Linked DNA regions of Homo sapiens: region 2 is linked to region 1. A link is a loop called in an ENCODE intact Hi-C map of the cell type or tissue named here. Cell type or tissue: PC-3. All regions are shown on one strand.

Region 1 (5,000 bases):
TGGGAATTATTACAATTCAAGGTGAGATTTGGATAGGGACACAGCCAAACAATATCAAGTTTTCTATGGAAACTTGTTCTGTCCAGTGAGACTTAAGAGAAAGTCAACTGGGAGGATTCTGGAAAGGACTTTGCTCCTGGATAAAAGGAGAGAGCATATCATCATGATAGCTCTTTTTCCTTTCTCTTCTTACCATGCAGCTTTACATGAATCCAGGCTTTGGACATGCTCATGTAGAACTGATGCCTGCATCTGTAATAACCATGTTGTGATCCTATGAGGAAGGTCATGACAGTTGCAGAGACACTGACCCGGGTCCTGACCCTTTGTTATTTTTGAACCAGTTTTGTGATAACCTATATCCAGGTTTAATTTCTTTGTAGTTTATAAACTCTTAGTTTTTATTGTTGTCTTTGCTATCTGCAGCCAAAATCCTTCCTAACTGAGTCAGGACATAATATAGTTTCTGCTAGCCCAAGGAAGCAATACGGACTACTGGAGAAAAGCATGGGTTTTATTTGCAGTCAGAAAGACCTGGGTTCAAATTCTGGCTCTTTTTTTTTTCCCCAAGTTGGAGTCTTGCTTTGTTGCCCAGGCTACAGTACAGTGGTGTGATCTCGGCTCACTGCAACCTCTGCCTCCTGGGTTCAAGTGATTCTCCTGCCTCAGCTTCCCGAGTAGCTGGGATTATAGTCATGTGCCACCATGCCCGGCTAATTTTTGTATTCTTAGTAGAGACGGGGTTTCATCATGTTGGCCAGGCTGGTCTCGAACTCTTGACCTCGTGATCTGCCCAAAGTGCTGGGATTACAGGCGTGAGCCACCGCCCCTGGCCAAATCCTGGCTTCTTTACTGGCCACTTGAACTTGGACAAGATAATATACATCATGGAACATGGATATTATCATCTGTTAAAGAAGGGAGTTGGACAAATAGAAAGATCATACCATGAAAATAAATGGTAGTAACCTAATGTGCCAAAGGTTAAAAAAAAAAAAAAAGCAGAATTACAATTTATGCTGTAGGGACAAGCAAAGAAGGTATATACTCTCAGTGTTCCATAAATTGGGTTTGGTTGCCCCAGACATGACCCAACATTGTGAAGTTTTACATGATAAAAATGAAATTTATCCACAGCAGCTCTGCTCTTATCAAGAGCCATCTGCAGCATGTCAGAGGGGGTTTTCTTGTTGTTTTAATATATAATCAGTGACTGCATTTTACTATTGCTGTCAGCTCTGAGGACCTGGTCTCTGTGGAGCTTCCGCAGCATCTAAAGCTTTGTCTGGCTGGGTGCCATGGCAACAGCTACACTCCTAGCACCAGAGATGTGCTTGTTTTTCCAAGAGCCAGACGTTGGCCTCCCATTCCTGGGGAAAATAGGCTTTCTCCTTACTGAGTCCTGCCACAGAGTTCTTCAGCCTCACTTTTAGCCAGTGGTTACTAGACAGGTGGACTACCACCAATTGACTAGCTAGATAAACTGTTTTTAGGCTACAGAGTAGAACTTTCTGCTTTATGATTCCCCAAGATAGACATTCATCAGGTTAGAATGCTCTGGATCTAGCAAAGTGACACTTCTGAAAGGAAAGAAAGGACTTTAATGATATGCACCCTCTTCTTTAAAAAGCAGACTAATTTGGAAAGCATTGGCCAAATTCTTATGTGTCTTTTCTAGGAGACCAGATCAGGTCTGCCAAAAAATAAGCAGTCTAAGTGAACTGTCAGGATCAGGGGGATTTTAAGCTGTATGTGTACAACATTTTCCCAGAGAGATTTAACCACTATGTGACCACCATAGTGCCTCACTATGTTCAGCTTCAGAGTTTCATCAGCCCGTTTGTTATCCCTGTCCTTTTGCAGATTAGGTTGCCATGGCTGGCAGAAGCGAGAAAATTGATGGTGAAAACTGACAAAAACCCAGTCCAGGGCCCACATCTATGTAGAGTCTTGAACAACAAGAGCTCCTTGAATATTCTCTCTTACCAAAAAGGAGGATCTGGAAGATGAGCATTTTTTTTTCAGTCTGTGAAAGATTCAATGATGGTAGCACCTTCAATTTTTAGAGAAATAACATCTATGTCCTATTGGATTGTTTTTCACCTGTGCCTAGGATTGTGGGTGAGAGAGTAGTGGGGGTACCAGTTTGAGCCTAAACTGAATTTATTTCTGGGACTTGAAACTTTCCGGGCAAGGGAATATTGGTGGTATAGGACCACATAGGGTCTATTTGCATGTGGAAATGAGGAGCCTGCCTGAGAAGAACTTCTACTACAAGACAGAGTCAGGGCAAGCTATGCCCAAATTTATGGCCTCAGTCATCACAGTGGAAGGATTACTTTGAGAACAGAATCGTGCCCCTGTCTCATTACCTTCTGGATACCTGAAACTTTGCAGAGAGTGGTAGCTATAAGGGAAAAATAAAATAGAACAGAAGGAACTGTTTCTATGCAAAAATCTCAGGTAGATGGAGCAGGATGTTTGGTCCAGTGTGGATTGAGTCACACTTGAGGAAGGGCACGGAGGGTAAAGGGTGCTAGCAGGCTCAGCAGCAGTGGCAGGTAGTAGTAGTAGCTAACTACTACTCAAGTACTACTAAAAGTAGCTCAACAAGGTCAACCAGATGCAGTCATGCGCTGCGTAACAATGTTTCAGTCAACAACTGACTGCATATATAATAGTGGTCCCATAAGATTATAACACTGTCTTCCTACCATATCTTTTCAATGTTTAGATATGTTTAGATGCACAAATACTTACCACTGTGTTACATTCGTCTACAATATTCAGTACAGTAACACGCCGTACAGGTTCATAGCCTAGGAGCAATAGGTTATACCATATAGCCCAGGGGTGTGGTGGTGTTTGCTGTCTAGGTTTGTGTAAGTACACTCTATGATGACTACACAATGATGACCATCTAATGACTAATTTCCTAGAATGTATTCCCATTGTTAAGTGATGAATAACTATAGTCTCCAGGCAAGATTTCAGTAGCTGGTGCAGGCGAAGACACTTATTCATGAGGATTTCTACAAACGTGGGAGGGGGATTTCAAGATCCAAGTAGTCCTGCCTGAGTGGGCCAGTGCCAGAAAACCACAGCCCATTTAGTTATTGATGTTGGGCTGGCATGGGCTGGGGCAAAGCATTTGTAAAAATAAACAGTTCCAACATGCCCTAAGTGCCCTGATAGAAGGAATCAGAAGACACCAAGAGACAGACTCAAATCAGACTCTGAAGGTTACCATGCAGCACAAGTGAGCACAAGTGATCCTACAAGTTGGCCTGGAAGGACAGCTAGGAAGTAGTTAAGTGAAAAGAGTCAAGAAAGGCACTCGGAGCATTTCAGGGGTCCGCGAAACCTTGGGACAGATGGTGGAAAGGCAAGATGCATGATCCAAACAGGAATAGAAGTGGCTCATTAAGGGTAGAGCACAGGCTGCCAGTAGGAGTGGAGTCATGAGAGGTGGTAGGATTTACCATGTAGGCAGACGATAAACTGGGAAAGACCTTCTGTGTCACACTAAAGAGTTTGAGCTAAATCTTGAAGGCCGAGGTGAGGATTTTACTGGAGGGAGAACATGATTAATCTTACTTTTCGGAGAACTAATTCTAGCAGTGGTACATAGACAAACTTGGACTAGAGAGTGGGATATTCTTTAGAAAGTTCTTATAGCAAGTGTAGCAAAAATTAATAGGGTCTGAACTATGTAACTGCAATATTGCAAAGTTTCCCCGGAGAAGGTCAGGCTGTAAGATCATAATGCATTTTTTCTCAAGTTTAAGAGGGCATTGTGATGTTCTGGGAAAATAGAGAATTTCTTTGGAGCTAGACACTCTTGGTTCAGATCCCATAGCCACTATTTGCTAACCAAATTGCTCTCAGAAAGATACCTATGCTGCCTGAGTCTACCTTTTTTTCATTTGCAAAATGGGATAATGCTACTAACCTCAATATGCTGTGATGGTTGAATGTAACATGAGGTATATAAAGAGGCACTCACAAGTAGATTAAGACATATGACTTTCTTTTCTAGCTCTTCTCATGGGGCACATATGAGGTTTCAGCATGCTATGATTGCTTAAATCCAAGTGCTAATTATTATTTTTATATTAAATCTCCTTCTCATCTCTTTATATTTAAATATTACTATGGAGACATGATTTTCACAAGAAGCTGAGGAAAGAGGTTGAAGCAATAAATGGTTGTCATATCCCCTTGTGATATTTATGCCTACATGAATATAAATTTGAATTTAAATCAAAGAAATGTGTCTTTCTAAAATGTGCTTTTTAGCAACCCTTTTCTAAGGTCTTATCACTGTAATTTTAAAAGAGATAAAAATATGAAAAGACATTTTATTTCAAACAAAAGGATGCATCTGAAAATTCTTACAGATAGAGCACATTGATCGATTTTTTTGGTATTTTTAATCAGGTACAACAATTTAACACACATTATATCAGCAGTCTCGTTTTGTATTCATGAACTTGATGGGAAATGGAGAGATCCTGCTGATAATGGAGCAGGTAGTATTTTCAGCTATAAGGAGTCCAAAGCTGAATTCTTATGAAAAATATTCTCCAAGTTGTTCCTGATGGGGGAACATAGAAGAATAAAAAATTGTTCTTTGAACAATGGAAACATGTATCAGAATTACATTACTGGGGCCCTATCCCAGAGTTTCTTATTCCGTAGGTCTAGTGTGGGCCAGGGAATTTGCCTTTCTAGCAAGTCCCCAGCTAATGTTTGTGTTAGTTGACTTGGGCAGCCATAACAAAATACCATAGTTTGGTGGCTTAAACAACAGAAAGTCATTTTCCTACAGTTTTTGAAAATGGGAAGTCCAAGATCCAGCACCTTGATCTTTGCTGGTGTGGGCTGTCTTTCTTGCTTCCAGACAGCCACTCTGTCCTCACATGAGAAAGAGAAAGGGACAGAGTGTATGTGAACACAAGCTGTCTGTTATCTCTTTTATTAAGGGCACTAATCCCATC
Region 2 (5,000 bases), 290 kb before region 1:
TGTGAACAGAAAGGAGGTTGGAATTCTGAAAAGTTGCTTTAGCCAAATCCTGTGAACAAAGGAGGCCTTGTTCAGGGTTATGCACGTCAGCTTTTGGAGGAATTTAATTCATCGACTCAGATCTCTGCTTTTCAAGTTGTTGCTCTAGCTAGCATTGTGTTTCTCTGTGTCTGTGATGGAGCAAGTCTTATGTAGGAGCAGGCACTGCTAGTTTACCTTGCTGAGGCCTGTGCCCAGCTCTAGTTACATCAATGAGTTCAGCCTGGGCAGATCCAGGCCCTAGCAGTCCTAAATGGACACCAGCAATGAACCAAAAAGAGGGAGGCACATTTTATTAATGTGCTTGGCTCATTCATGGCCACATGGATGCTGTACTGACACAAAATTCAGGAATTGGGAATGATAGCTTCGTTCCTGTTAGTTGCCTCCCCACCTGCAACTGAAATTTCCTGAAATGTTACCAGTGTTGACTAGTTTGGATCTTGGACTACTAGGAGTGAGGCTGGGAGCACATATACTGGTCCTGAAACCTGCTCTCTGATGGTAGGTTTATTTCCCCTGGAGATGGGTAACATTGAGCCCTGAAAGGTGGTTTGAAAAAGTTACTGTTTTGATATGCTAAATGTCATTCTAGACCCTGGGAAGACTTGTGAGAAATTTCTTAGGGCCTGGGGGATTCCAGCTCCATGTGTGGAGAAGTTGTATGCCGTATATGTTGCCCCGTAATGCTGGGCAACCGATGGCATTATGCTACCAGTGTGAGCGTGTGGCTGCCGTTTTCTTCATTTTTGTCTCATTCTGTTTCCCTTGACAGGGCAATTTGGTTTTGATGCTGTGCCAGAAATCTTCTGACAATGAGTTACTGGAACTTGGAAAAAAGGAACTGTGTGCAGTACCGCAGGCATTTTCTGGTGGACAACAGTGTGTTTCATGGTAAGCTGTCTCTTGTATTTATGTAGTTGGATCTTTTATTTTGTTTCTGACAGGACTTTTATTCTAGCACTCTAGATGCAAATATGGTATAATTGTTGGATGGAACCAAGAGCTTGAGTTAACTTGTTTATGAATAATTACCCAAGAAGTCCCATTGCACTTACTATCTCCACTTGTAAGGAATGGGCCCCACCTCAACGACTATAATAGTGTTATCTCTTTCTATTTCGTAGGGTAGTTGGTACCAGTGCCTTTCCTCTTCTACCACACTGTCAACTCCAGTAATATCCCTTTCTGATGTTTGTAATTATTTTGGGTGAGGGCCATATAATTGTTCAGTTAATATTTGTGGATCACCAGTCAATGCTTATTACCAGCATAGCATGGCCTTCCAAATTGAGATGTTAGAGGGTGCTTGTGGCCACCTGCTTTAGACACTTATTGAAGAGAAGTCCACCCACTTTTATTGCTGTCCTTTAGGGCTTTCAGACTTATCTATATATTATGTCCCATATAACAACAGAACAGAAGAGTTTGCAGCACTAAACCGTTACTATCAGGGTGGAGGACTGCAGCTGTGAATCAGAGAGTAATCAATATTAGTCATTTTCATGGCAAACTAAGACAAATTGCCTTTACCCTGCTGGTATCTGTTTGTTTTGTGGTATACAGTCAGGGATAAGCTCTGTCAATCCTGCTGTCAAGATACCCCAGGGTGAAACTGATTTAAAAGCCAAAGACTTATGTGGTGCCAGAATTTTTGGAGTAATCTCTATCAGAGGCCTGTGGAATTGTAGAGGGAACAGAGAGATTTCAGGGGGAGTGGAGTGCTCTTTAACAGAATCCTATAATCTAAGCTGCTTTCACCTTTCTAAGATTGTTCTGAAGTCTTCCCCAATTTGATGACAGACTTAATGTTTATTATTGCTTTAAACTAAGTTTAAGATAACAAATTTAACCTTACTTTATTAAGCACTTTGGTGTTTATAGTGTTTTTTCAACGTTCATTATACAACCTCACTAAAAGCCCTTGTAAAGTAGAGAGTGATTTCATTTTACAGATGAAGAAAGAGAAACAGAGATGAAATAACTGCCCAAGTTGATGTAACTAATTAGGTATTAGCAATGTCAGCATGAAAATTTCTGCCTCCACCTTTCCAGGTTGGTTCTCTTGACATTCCAGTGGTGAAGTGCCCTTAGCAGAGGAGGCGTGGGAATGGCGACTTGACCCTGTGGCACTGAGGTTCTGCGTTGCTTTTCTCTAGCCTCAGCCAAGGGTCCTGTTCATTGCTTTATCTCTCATGCAGTGTTTGATTTATGTATTGTTCTGTTGCAAATTTATTCGTATTAAAAAATAGTAAATATGATAATAGAAAAATCACGGGAGTTAGAAGAACTAGGTTTATTTTTTCAAGCTTTATTTTGTGCCAGTTTTTAAAGAATTTAGATTTAAGTGCCTTAAACTCATTATTATTTTCATTATTTTAGAATGCCTTTATTCAGAGATCTCAAAGGCTATAATCATTTAAAATTTTTTCTATGTATTTTTATAGTCGTATTACCAATTAGTTTATTACTATATTGCAGATACTTATGCTAAGGGCTTGATGACCATTAACATTGTCATACGGAATCCTTTCAAGGACTTTGCTATAGCTATTATTCAACCCATTTTATGAATGGGGTAACTAAAGCTTGTGGAGATTGTAAAATGGTGACCTAAAATTCAAATCCTGATCTGCCTAATTCCAACACCTCACTGTTTTTTCTTCTTTCAGGCTGCCATCTCCGTTTTAATTAAAAAAAAAATTAACATTCTGAGGCTTAAGTTCTATATAACAGTATTTGCTCTGTTGTTGACTAGCAGTGTACGGTCTTGGACAAGTTACGTAATCTTTCAGGAACTCAGTTCTCTTTTCTGTGAAATGAGCATGCTGGTCTCAATGATTTTTGAGGCTGTTTCTAGTTCTAAACTCAGATTCCACTGAAGTATTTCTGAGAATTACAATTACTGTATTGTCTGAGCTCCCTTTTCACTAAACACAAGATACACAAGGGGGCAGTATAACACTTAAAATATGAATTGGTTACTTCTTACATTCAAGAATTACTCTTTCGAAAGGATTTAGAGATATTAAATCCTCCCAAGATTAAAAGAATCAACTCCGATTAGAACAATGATTCTATTCATTTATAATACAGCAATAGCTTTATATATTTCTGATAGTGTAAAATATCATTTTGGATTTCCTTGCCTCAGGATATATTGTAATTCAGGAAAGAAAGATGCCTTTTGCTCTTCTTCTACCTCTGCTGAAAATGAATCTGTTAACATAGGAACTTACTTGACTTAAGGAAGAATTGTGAGAAGTCTTGGGATATTTTAAACCAAGGGAGCTCTAGTGGTAATGTCTTTGTAGAGGATTTCAGAACATTTCTGAGAAAAGAAAGGGACAGGACATGTTGAGTAGGAAATGTCAGATTTCTCTTGGGCTTCTTGAACATTTACTGACCACACTTTTGCTTATTCACTTTGGCTTCTCCTTGTTTTTGTTGATAACTCTCCTTACATAACAAAATCAACCAAAACAAAAAGAAACAAAACTTCTTCCATAAATGGAAAAGAACCATTTCCCGTGCAGAATAATAGACTTTTGGAATAAGCAGACTTGGATGTATAAATTATGCCAGCCAGGGTCTCTTTCTACAGACAAACTTCAGCAGTGTTGCCAGGATAAAAGAGCTATGTTAAAATGAGAACTCTAAAATGGTCAATAGCAGCAAAAATAAAAATGTAACATTTGTGTAGTTTCACAGTTCATAAACCATATTCATAGCCTCATTTTCTGATTATAGAGGTGGTATATTCTCATTGGAAACAATTTAGAATATTACCCACAATCCCAGAACCCAAAGAGAAAGAGACTGTTAAACCTACTGTTAAGAGTCTGCTTATGTCCGGCCTTTTATCTACCTACTATTTCATCTTCACATTTCAGAGGCAGGAATGAAATATCTGGAAAGGTTGGGAAATAGTGCTTAACGGAAATGAACTGGTTGAATTGACTACTATGTCCAGCGATGAGAGAAACCTTGTTAGGAATGATGAATTTTTGTATTTCCCTCTTGTCTGTCTTTTGCCTGGATTTTTAGGAAAAACCCAAAGGAATTTGCACCTATCAGAGAAGCTAATCTCTGGGATCTTCCCCTACTTGACTTTTATTCTTCTGATATGTTTGCAATAGAAAAAAATCTTGAGCAAAGAATGTTTGGTGCGGTATGAACCCTGTCTTAATGGCTTATACCTTCATGATTTATCCTGATTTGAAAATTGCCTATACCTTCAGCTGTTTCTCCTGCTTTCAGTGAATTGCAGTATTTTTTTTTCTGACCTGGGATGCAGTCTTGATTCTTAACCAATAATGAGTGTATTTGCAATTAATATGCACATGCAATTTCTTATGCACATAAGCCTTTCCAAACATTTGAGCTCCTTACTAAGTGACTTAATGTTTGTCTTCACATACTGCTAGTTATAATTGTACTATTGGAAAAAGTATTAATTGCTTTCCTGTAAGTTATTAGGTTATCATCTCAACTTCTTATGGGAAAATTTGTTTTTGTTGCCATCATGTTGTTAAATGAATATTTCGGAATAACCATTACAAATCTAAACTAGAAACATTTTGGACTGAATTAGGAGTATCTTTTACTATCTAGGGATAAAATTAAGGGTAATTCTCTTATTAAATATTTATGCAGTATGCCTTTTCAAGAAGTTGCCTTATATATATGTTAATACTTTTACTTTGCCTCAGAACTACATTTTAATAAAACTAATTGACTTAGTTAATTAATTAAAGGATTACTTTTTATCCAGCCTCCCCTTCCTGGCCACAGACCTAGTTGGTGATGTGAGGGTAGAAACTTGACTGCTAGTTTGTAATGGAAAGTAGGCTGAAACGGGATCCTGAAGACTAGTTCTAATCCAAGTTTAACAACTAACTTGTGTAGCCTCATGTCACTTCTGGGGCCCTCAGTTTCCCTGTCTTTCAGGTGAGGATTTT

What was found. Peaks named below come from ENCODE experiments on the same cell type or tissue, not always from the same donor. Only the 100,000 strongest peaks of a DNase experiment are listed, where the experiment ranks them.
Region 2: it touches region 1 in a loop (7-fold over the local background); 4 of 110 quality-filtered maps call a loop at or near these places.

Annotation. Positions count from the first base shown.
Region 1 is chr3:155,414,888-155,419,887 of GRCh38, reverse strand. No RefSeq gene overlaps it. Among named protein-coding and RNA genes, the nearest start is that of PLCH1-AS1, 32 kb to the left of the region's middle. In PC-3, no CTCF peak of the experiment used is centred here; a DNase peak (open chromatin) is centred at 2,927; H3K4me3 peaks cover 953 bases; H3K27ac peaks cover 2,258 bases.
Region 2 is chr3:155,700,079-155,705,078 of GRCh38, reverse strand. PLCH1 (phospholipase C eta 1) reads left to right here. Exons shown (of 23, transcript NM_014996.4): 2 at 815-933. The coding sequence starts at 855. Among named protein-coding and RNA genes, the nearest start is that of PLCH1, 42 kb to the left of the region's middle. In PC-3, a CTCF peak has its summit at 2,996 (motif pointing right); a DNase peak (open chromatin) is centred at 1,578.